Linked DNA regions of Homo sapiens: region 2 is linked to region 1. The links are chromatin loops, found by intact Hi-C in ENCODE. Cell type or tissue: body of pancreas. All regions are shown on one strand. Links, peaks and the distances in the headings refer to the core of each region. The heading gives the core; the rest is flanking DNA. Region 1 has its middle 28 kb from the start of CAMSAP3. Region 2 overlaps ARHGEF18 (Rho/Rac guanine nucleotide exchange factor 18).

The links. Hi-C counts contacts between places; a loop is a spot of excess contacts. Peaks named below come from ENCODE experiments on the same cell type or tissue, not always from the same donor. Only the 100,000 strongest peaks of a DNase experiment are listed, where the experiment ranks them.
Region 2: a loop joins it to region 1, with 2.5 times the contacts of the local background. A loop is called at or near these places in 3 of 110 quality-filtered maps.

The regions. Positions count from the first base shown.
Region 1 is chr19:7,565,359-7,570,731 of GRCh38, reverse strand. No RefSeq gene overlaps it. Among named protein-coding and RNA genes, the nearest start is that of CAMSAP3, 28 kb to the left of the region's middle. In body of pancreas, for the core only: a CTCF peak has its summit at 2,173 (motif pointing left); a DNase peak (open chromatin) is centred at 2,151.
Region 2 is chr19:7,352,450-7,357,822 of GRCh38, reverse strand. The region is part of intron 1 of ARHGEF18 (Rho/Rac guanine nucleotide exchange factor 18); the gene reads right to left. Among named protein-coding and RNA genes, the nearest start is that of ARHGEF18, 6.2 kb to the right of the region's middle. RefSeq lists a silencer at 3,241-3,360. In body of pancreas, for the core only: a CTCF peak has its summit at 3,272 (motif pointing left); a DNase peak (open chromatin) is centred at 3,272.

The DNA of each region.
Region 1 (5,373 bases), core at 82-5,081:
GAGGAACACACATCTTTAGACGCATGCGTTTATAGAGGATTGATTGTTGGACGAAACCCGGCTAGGTCAAAAGTTATGCGCTTTATATTTGTTGTTTACTGGGAGGCCAAGGCGGGCGGATCACAAGGTCAGGAGATCGAGACCATCCTGGTTAACATGGTGAAACCCCGTCTCTACTCAAAATACAAAAAATTAGCCGGGCGTGGCGGCGGGCGCCTGTAGTCCCAGCTCCTTGGGAGGCTGAGGCAGGAGAAGGGCATGAACCCAGGAGGCGGAGCTTGCAGTGAGCCGAGATCACGCCACTGCACTCCAGCCTGGGCGACAGAGCGAGACTCCGTCTCAAAAAAAAAAAAAAAAAAATTTGTTGCATGATGACAGTCAAATTCCCTTCCCCCTAAAATCTCCATAATTGACAGTTTCCCAGCCTAACACTGTGAAGATGTTTCTTATTCACCCAACTTTCAGTGTGACTGGATGTGTTAATATTTTTAGCATTTGCCAAATTAAGAAGTGAAAACTGGCCGGGCATGGTGGCTCACACCTGTAATCCCAGCACTTTGGGAAGCTGAGGCAGGAGGATCGCTGGAGCCCAGGAGTTCGAGGCCGGCCTGGGCAACAAAGTGAGACCCCCCACCCGCCTCCGCCATCTCACTTTGAAAAAATAAAACAAATTAGTCAGGTGTGGTGACAGGGGCCTGTAGTCTCAGCTACTGGGGAGGCTGAGGTGGGAGGATTGCTTGAGCCCAGGAGGTCGAGGCTGCTGTGAGATATGATTGCCCAATAGCACTCCAGCCTGGGCGACAGAGCGGTACCCATTCTCAAAAACAGCAAGAACACCAACAAAAACACCAAAAAGATAAAAAAGGAAATAATAATACTACCTATATCAAAGGGCTAAAAATTAAGTTATTTGATAAATACAACCCCCCCCAAACAATGGCTGGTATATATAATAGTAAGTGTTCAATAAACATGAACAAAGCTCGATCATCTGCCTAATTTATGTGACAAATATTTCCTTCCAGGCTATTGGCTTTGTTTGTCTTCTGTCTTTGTTAAGCATGTTTTCATGTCATCAAACGCTCTCATCTTTTCTTTCAAGGCACTGACTTGCAATAAAAGCAAATCTAGGACATTTAAATTGATTGCAGAATAAAAAACTGACTCTGGGCCAGGCACTGGGGCTCACGCCTGTAATCCCATTGCTTTGGGAGGCTAAGGTGGGCAGATCACCTGAGGTCAGGAGTTCAAGACCAGCTGGCCAACATGGTGAAACCCCATCTCTACTAAAAATACAAAAATTAGCTGGGCATGGTGGCTTATGCCTGTAATCCCAGCTACTCAGGAGACTGAGACAGGAGAATCGCTTGAACCCGGGAGGCGGAGGTTGCAGTGAGCCGAGATCAAACCACTGCACACCAGCCTGGGCGACAGAGTGAGACTTCATCTCAAAAAACAAAACAGAACAAAACAAAACAAAAGGAAGGAAATTGGGAAAAAAGAAGGGAGTATTAGCAGTGTTCACATCCAGGCGGTGGAATTCCTGTGACCTTTTCTTTTTTTACACTCTGCTTTCCATGAACATATATTTCCAAATGAACACATATTACCTTTATGTTTATGTTGCATTTGTTTTATAAATTTGTTCTAAGCACACAAGTAATAATTTGTTTGTGGGTTTGTTTGTTTGAGATGGAGTCTCACTCTGTTGCCCAGGCTGGAGTGCAGTGGTGTGATCTCAGATCACTGCAACCTCCACCTCCTGGGTTCAAGTGATTCTCCTGCCTCAGCCTCCCGAGTAGCTGGGATTACAGGCGACCACCACCACGCCCGGCTAAATTTTTTGTATTTTTAGTAGATACGGGGTTTCATCTTCTTGTCCAGGCTGGTCTCGAACTCCTGACCTCAAGTGATCCACCTGCCTCAGCCTCCCAAAGTGCTGGGATTACAGGCATGAGCCACTGCACCTGGCTGAAGCACACAGGTAATGATTTTATAATGAGAACAGTACTCCCTCCCCTCCCCTCCTTTCCAATAAATGTTAATTCTAAACGACAAAAAAAAAAAAAAAAAAAGCAGTAAGTCAGCCCACAGCTACTCGGTGCTTAACCCTCCCCTAGTCAGCAAAGCTCCACCCCGGAGCCAGACGCCTGAACGCCATAGCAGGACCGCCCCCTGGTGGCAGAAAAGTAAGAATCTGGTCCAGGTAGGTGTGTGCGTCAGTTTCCTCCTGCAAGGAGCTCTGTTTTGTTTTATCTTAGTTTTATTTTATTATTAATTTTTTTGAGACGGTGTCCTGCTCTGTCGCCCAGGCTGGAGCGCAGTGGCACGATCTTAGCTCACTGCAACCTCTGCCTCCTGGGTTCGAGCGATTCTCCTGCCTCAGCCTCCTGAGTAGCTGGGATTACAGGCGTGCGTCTCCACGCCCAGCTAATTTTTGTATTTTTAGTAAAGACGGGGTTTCACCATGTTGGCCAGGCTGGTCTCGAACTCCTGACCTCAGGTGATCCCACCCGTCTTGGCCTCTCGAAGTGCTGGGATTACAGGCGTGAGCCACCGTGCCTGGCCTATTTTATTTTATTAATGTATTATTCTTTATTAGAGACGGGGGGGGGGGTCTCACTATGTTACCCAGGCTGGTTTCGAACTCCTGACGTCAAGCGATCCTCCCACTTTGGCCCCCCAAAGTGCTGGGATTACAGGTGTGAGCCACCACGCCCAGCCTGTTTCCTTTTATTTAGATCACAGGTCGGGCATGGTGGCTCACGCCTGTAATCCCAGCAGTTTGGGAGGCCAAAGTGGGAAGATCGTCTGAGGTCGGGAGTTCAAGACCAGCCTCACCAACATGTAGAAACCCTGTCTCTACTAAAAATACAAAATTAGCCAAGTGTGGCGGCACATGCCTGCAATCCCTGCTACTCGGGAGGCTGAGGCAGGAGAATCGCTTTAACTCCAGAGGCAGAGGTTGCGGTGAGCTGAGACGGAGGTTGTGGTGAGCCAAGATCATGCCATTGCACTCAAGCCTGGGCAACAAGAACAAAACTCCATCTCAAAAAAATAAAAATAAAGATAAATTACAAAGCAACCCACTGGGACTAAAATTAGGTAGAATACACAGGTGACAAATTTGAGAATGGGGGAAGGGAAGCCCAAGGTCAGCTGGCTAGCAATGGGCAGAACCTGCCAATCTGTGCAAATGTAGGACCCTGATTTTTTTTTTCCTTTCTGGCAATAAAGAAGGAAAGGAAAATTCCCTGTTTTTTGCTTTTTTTGTTATTATTTTTGTTTCAGAGATAGGGTCTTGCTCTGTCACCCAGGCTGGAGTGTAGTGGTGTGATAATAGATCACTGCAGCCTCAAACTCCTGGGCTCAAGCAATCCTCCTGCCTTAGCCTCCCAAAGTGCTGGGATTACAGGTGTGAGCCGCCATGCCCAGCCTCTTATTTTTTTTAATTTGTTTATTTATTTTTTGAGATAGAGGCTTATTCTGTCACCCAGGCTGGAGCGTAGTGGCATGATCTCGGCTCATTGTAATCTCTGCCTCCCAGGTTCAAGCAATTCTCGTGCCTCAGCCTCGCAAGAAGCTGGGATTACAGGCACGCACCACCACATCCAGCTATTTTGTATTTTTAGTAGAGAAGGGGTTTCACCATGTTGGCCAGGCTGGTCTCCAACTCCTGGCATCAAGTGACCTACCTGCCTTGGCCTCCCAAAGTACTGAGATTACAGGCATGAGCCACTGTGCCTGGCCTAAACTTATTATTAATATTATTTTTATAAAAGGTTTTACTCTGTTGCCCAGGCTGGAGTGCAGTGGTGCAATTATAGCTCACTGCAGCCTCTAACTCCTGGGCTCAAGCGATCTTCTAACTTCAGCTTCCCAAGTAGCTGGGACTACAGAAGCCCACCCTCACACTCAGCTACTTTTAATATTTTTCATAGAGTCAGAGTCTCACTATGTCACCCAGGCTGGTCTTGAACCCCTGGCCTCAAGCGATCCTCCTGCTTTGGCCTCCCAAAGTGTTGGGATTACAAGTATGAGCCACTGCACTTGGCCTGGGTGGCCAAAAGATGTCCTACAGCCTGACCAGGTTGGTTCTTCCCTGTCCAACCTCTACATGGCCATTTCCAGACACTGGGCAACAAACACACCAAGAGGCTGGGTGCGGTGGCTCATGCCTGTAATCCCAGCATTTTGGGAGGCCAAGGCAGGCAGATTTCTTGAGGTCAGGAGTTCAAGATCAGCTTGGCCAACATGGCAAAACCCCATCTCTACTAAGAATTAAAAAGAAAATTAGCTGGGCATGGTGGCATGCACCTATAATCTCAGCTATTCAGGAAGCTGAGGTGGGAGAATCACTTGAGCCCAGGAGGTGGAGGTTGCGCTAAGGCGAGATCACACAACTGCACTCCAGCCTGGGTGACAGATAGAGACTCTGTCAAAGAAAGAAAGAAAAAGAGGAGAGGGAGAGGGAGAGGGGGAGAGAGAGACAGAGAGACAGACAGAGAGAGACAGAGAGAGACAGAGAGAGAGAGACCAAGAAAACACTCTTGAGAATGTGACTTTATCAGTCTCTTGGGTCCACACCTCGTGGCCAGCTCCTGTGGATTGCAGGACAGGGCCCCTGACCCTGAACCCAGGTCCTCACTGTAACCTCAAAATTTCTTGGCGCTAGCTGAGTCTCAAGCTCTGGAACCAGAGAGGGGTAGCCTAGAGAGTCCAGGAAGGTCCAGTTGAGGCTCAGTTCCAACTCTGTTAGTCAATAGTTTGTTTTTTGTTTGTTTTTATTTTAATTTTTTGAGACAGGGTCTCGCCCTATTGCCCAGGCTGGAGTGCAGTGGCATGATCATGGCTCACTGCAGCCTAGACCTCCCTTGGCTCAAGTGATCCTCCTACCTCAGCCTCCCTAGGATCTGGGATTTCGGGCTCACACCACCATGCCTGGCTAATTTTTTGTATTTCTGATAGAGATGGGGTTTTGCCATGTTGCCCAGGCTGATGTCGAACTACTGAGCTCAAGCAATCCACTCGCCTCGGCCTCTCAAAGTGCTTGGATTACAGGCGTGAGCTACTGCAGCCCAGCCTGTTGATCATTAGTGATGATCACCAAATATTTCCAATGCTCTCTCTTCTGGGCACATGGTAGGGCTGTTTTTTCCTGGCCACTTACAGTTGGGTAGGACCATGTGACTTTTTCTAGCCAATGAGCAGTGAGATAAAAGTATTGCATCATTTCTGGACCAGAGTATTTAATGATGGGTATGAGGCCTTCCAGAGATGTCTTTCCTCAGTCACAGTGACCCAAAACATTCCAGATAGTGACTACTTTTGTTTTAGAGACAGTCTCACTCTGTCGCCCAGGCTGGAGTGCAG
Region 2 (5,373 bases), core at 259-5,258, 210 kb after region 1:
GGGCACTGGGACCCTTCACTGAAGGTCTCAGTTCTCCTCTCTCAAGCCTTACTTGCCACCCCAAGTCCAATCCCACCCTTTCCCCGGGAAATTCCTATTAGGTGCCCAGACAGCCAATTACAGAGCTTAAGAGGGTGACAAAAAGGCCATTCTTCCCTGCTTTCCAAGGCTGATGACAGGAGACACGCTGTAAGGGAGTCACTCTCCCAGGGGAGCTAAGCCAGAGGAGAAATGAGGCCTCAGGGAAAGGGGCTCTGTTGGGGATGCACCCTGCTCCCCACCCCCATGCTTCTCTCCAAGGAGCTGTCCATCAGCCTGGATTCAGTCCCAGGCAGCCTCCTCCACTATCAGCCCCCACAGCATCAGCCATAAAAGGGTTTAAGAGTCACTGTCAGTTCCCACAGCTCACTCCCCCACCTGCTAGCATATAAATCCCAGCCTCAACTGCCTGGGCAGGGAGACAGGGTGAGCTGAGCAGCCACAAGAGGGACAGAACTTCTTAGGGACCTGGGTCACAGGCAGACACTTTGGTAATCCATGGCAGATACACTGATTCTTCAGGATCGCCATCCACCGTTGGATCTAAAAACCCTCCCCAGGCACTCCAGCTGCCCACACTGGCAGCTTTGTTCATCAGTCAGAACACATCAAAGTGGCCTCACACAGAATCGGCTTCAAATCCCGGTTCCTCCAGCATATACTTGCTGTGTGACCTCGAGCAAGTCGCTCAACCTCTCTGAGCCCAACTTCATGAGAGCTCAACAGCCACCAACAACTTTTATCCTGATGATTACTCTTCTATTGCATCCCAGTTCCCAGGCCATCCTCTCTCCCCCTAACCCCAGCCCTTGGGTCCCCTGGCACTCCCATCTGCTCCCTGACCCCGGCACAGTGCCTGGTACACAATGAGCCTTCAAGGAGGGTCAGTGGAATGAATGAGCTAACGAATCTTCACATTGGCCCCCTCTTTCATGAAAACTCACTGCTACCTTGAACAAGTACGTGGCTCATGCAGGTGATGGTGGCTGTGACTAACAAGTCATGCAGGCTAAGCGATGCGGCTGGCCTGACCAGGAGGCGCTCATATGGGCAGTGGGGAGCCGGAGACAAGAAAACCCATGAGGCAATGAGTGCATGACCAGCTTTTATGATATTGTCCAGCACTGTCCTCTCATGCCCTACGTACCAGGACATCATCTGGTTATCTTCAAGGGCTAAACTCTTGAGCATTAAGAAGTGTCTCTTTGATGGCTGGGCGCGCTGGCTCACACCTATAATCCCAGCACTTTGGGAGGCCGAGGCAGGTGGATCACCTGCGGTCAGGAGTTCGAGACCAGCCTGATCAACATGGTGAAACCCCGTCTCTACGAAAAATATATAAATTAGCCAGGTGTGGTGGGGGGCACCTGTAATTCCAGCTACCCGAAAGGCTGAGGCAGGAGAATGAATTGAACCCTGGAGGCAGAGTTTGCAGTAATGAGCTGAGATCGCGCCACTGCACTCCAGCCTCGGCGACCGAATGAGACTCGGTCTCAGAAAAAAAAAAAAAAAGAAAAAGTGTCTCTCTTTGCAACAACAGTTCACTCAGGCCTTTGATGACATAATAAAGGCTGTTATCAGTCCCCAGAGAGGTCACCTGAGGCCTGGGGACCCTGGGGGTTGAGAGAGAGAGCACCAGCCGATGTGTGTGTGTATGTGTGTTGGAGGGAGGTGTGTGCCCCAGAGCCTCTAATCCCCCCGTTTTTGTTTCTGCCCTGAGCCTCCTGTCCTGCAGCTGGGCCAGAAACCAACAGCATCTGGGACCCCCAGGAGATCGCTGGGCTGCCCCTGAGGAGTTCAGCGGCTGAGTTAAGAGGGCGGACTTTCTTTCTGCAAATTTACCGCCCGAGACAAATTCCTGGCCAAGTCTTGGGAGACATTTCCTCTGAAACAAGAGGGACCCCACAAGTCTGTGATAATTCCAGGGGGCCCTGGAGAATCAGGGGTCATGGAATCCAGGGCCGATGCCAGCAGAGTCTGTACTGCAGCCAAGAAAAAGCTCGAAGGGGGATGGCGGGCAGGCTGTCCTGGGATCCCCACCTGGGTGGATGGCTCCCGCTGGTCACTGCCAGCTGCTTACCTCTCTTGAAGGCCCACCGCTTCAGCCACAGCTTGGAGAAGGCCGGCCAGGAGTGGTTGAGCACCGAGTCAGCCATGGGGGCCATGCGTGCGTGTGAGAGCTTGAGTGTGAGCTGGCCTGGGAATCCCTGCCAGGATGGGGCTGCCAGTAAGAGGGGCGGAGACTGCCTCCAAGGTCTGCCAGATACATCAGCTGATAGAAGCCTGGGGCTTCAGCAGGGGGGCTGGGGTTTCCAGCTCAGGGGCCCAGGGACCCCTGGTTTGAGGAGAAGCCAAGCCCTTTAGCACCCTCTGTCCCTTAAACCCAGTCTTACAGGCCTCTTACCCTGGCTGGACAAGACAATCTTAGGGAAATACAAGTACAAACTGGGTCCCTCGGGGAGCCTGGGTGTGCATGGATGTCTGAGTGTTTGTGTGTGTGTGCGTGCCATCGTCTTGGTGGGTTTGATGATGCATTTCCATGTTGTGTAGAGAGCACGTGCTTTTGGGTTTGTGATTCTGTGTTTCAGGGTGAGTTCTGAATATCAGCTTGTCAATGTGGGGGTGTATTTGATTATCTAGATAGTTTTAAAAGTGTCTCTGTGATTGTCTGTGTGTGTGTGTGTGTGTGTGTGTGTGTGTGTGTGTGTGTGTGTGAAGCCCATTGGTATCCGTGAGGTCAGATTTAACTACATGACTCATCTGTGTCTTGGGGAGATCTGTTTCTAGTATCTATGAGGTGGTTTTGGTGTCCGCCTGGGTTTCTGTGTTTCTACATATTTGTGTCTTCATCTGTTTCTGTTTTTTGTTTGTTGTTTGTTAGTTTTGAGATGGGTCTTGCTCTGTCACCCAGGCTGGAGTGCAATGGCGTGACCACAGCTCACTGCAGCCTCCAACTCCCGGTCTCAAGGGATCCTCCGGCCTCAGCCTCCTGAGTAGCTAGGACTACAGGTGTGTGCCACCACACTGGCTAAGTTTTGTATTTTTTGTAGAGCTGGGGTCTCACTATGTTGCCCAGGCTGGTCTCAAAACTCCCAGGCACAAGCGATCCTCCTGCCGCGGCCTCGCAAAGTGCTGGGATTGCAGGCATTGAGCCACATCACCTTTCTCTCTGTACCCAAGTGTGGGGTATGGTGTGTGTGTGTCAACGAGTGCTCATCCGTGCAGGTGCTGCCCCCTCGTGGTGGAAGCTCCTTTATCAGCGTCTTCACTCCTTGTGTCTGAAAAATCCCTGCTTCAAATCCTGGCTTCAAATCCCAGCTCCTCCAGCACGTACTTGCTGTGTGACTCCCTCCTTCAGTCTCCCAATTGTTTACATTACTTCCCAGCCCCAAATCACCCCCAGCCCCAAATCAGCCTCCCAAAGTGCTGGGATAACAGGCATGAGCCTGTTATTTTTTAACTTTTATTTTTGAGACAGGATCTCACTCTGTTACCCAGGCTGGAGTAGTATGATCTATAGCTCACTGCAGCCTCGAACCCGTTGGCTCAAGCAATCCTCTTGCCTCAGACTCCTGAGTAGCTGGGAATGTACATGCATGCTATCACACTTGGCTATTTTTTTTACTTTTTTCTTTTTTGTAGGGATGGGGTCTTCTATGTTGCCCAGGCTGGTCTCAAACTCCGAGCTTCAAGTGACCCTCCTGGCTCAGCCTCCAAAGTTTTGGGATTACAGGCGTGAGCCATGGCACCCAGCCAAATCTCACTTTAAAAATACAACAGGGATATCTATTTCTTTTCTTTTTCTTTCTTTCTTTTTTTTTTTTTTAGACAGAGTCTTGCTCTGTCACCCAGACTGGAGTGCAGTGGCTGATCTCAGCTCACTGCAACCTCCAACCTCCACCTCCTAGATTCAAGCGATTCTCCTGCCTCAGCCTCCCTAGTAGCTGGGATCACAGGCGTGCACCACCATGCCCAGCTAATTTTTGTATTTGTAGTAGAGGCAGGGTTTTGCCATGTTGGCCAGACTGGTCTTGAACTCCTAACCTCAGGTGATCCTCCCACCTCGGCCTCCGAAAGTACTGGGATTACAGGTGTGAGCCACCACACCTGGCTAAATCTCACTTTAAAAAAATACAACAGGGATATCTATTTCTTTTTCTTTTTCTTTTCTTTTCTTTTTCTTTTTTTTTTTTGAGATGGAGTTTCACTTTTGTTGCTGAGGCTGGAATGCAATGGCGCAATCTCGGCTCACTGCAACCTCTGCCTCCCGGGTTCAAGTGATTCTCCTGCCTCAGCCTCTCAAGTAGCTGGGATTACAGGCGCCCGCTACCATGCCTGGCTAATTTTTTGTATTCTTAGTAGAGATAGGGCTTTGCCATATTGGCCAGGCTGGTCTCGAACTCCTGACCTCAGGTGATCCAACCACCTCAGCCTCCCAAAGTGCTGAGATTACAGGCGTGAGCCACTGCACCCAGCTGGAATATGTATTTCTAATGATGGCAGGCTAGCTTATTGCAGATTTATTCTCCCACCAAGAACAAATAGAAAAGCTGGACAAAATTGGAAGAGTGAAAAACCACCCTTGCTTGGAAGGCATTGGCAGTCAGAGTTGGAAGAATCACGGCCCTGGAAAGAAAGGAAACCTAGGGGCCAGGCGCGGTGGCTCACACCTGTAATCCCAGCACTTTGGGAAGCCGAGGTGGGCAACTCACTGGAGGTCAGGAGTTCGAGACCAGCCTGGCCAACATGGTGAAACCCCGTCTGTACTAAAAATACAAAATTAGCCAGGCATGGTGGTGGATGCCTGTAATCCCAGCTATTCAGGAGGCTGAGGCAGGAGAATCGCTTGAACCTGGGAGGCAGAGGTTGTGATGAGCCAAGATCATGCCACTGCACTCCAGCTTGGATGACAGAGCAAGAGTCTATGTCAAAAAAAAAAAAAAAAAAAAAAGGCCAGGCACGGCGACTCACACCTGTAATTCCAGCACTTTGGGAGGCCGAGGTGGGCGGATCATGAGGTCAGGAGATCGAGACCATCCTGGCTAACACTGTGAAACCCCGTCTCTACTGAAAATACAAAAAAATAGCCGGGCGTGGTGGCAGGCACCTGTATTCCCAGCTACTCGGGAGGCTGAGGCAGGAGAATGGCGTGAACCTGGGAGGTGGAGCTTGCAGTGAGCCCAGATCATGCCACTGCACGACAGCCTGGGTGACAGAGTGAGATTCCATCTCAAAAAAAAAAAAAAAAAAAAGGAAACCTAGGAAAGTGAGAAGGACATAATGTAATGCTTTTCCCTCACAAACAAGTTGTTGATTTGAACACAGTTCTTGAGT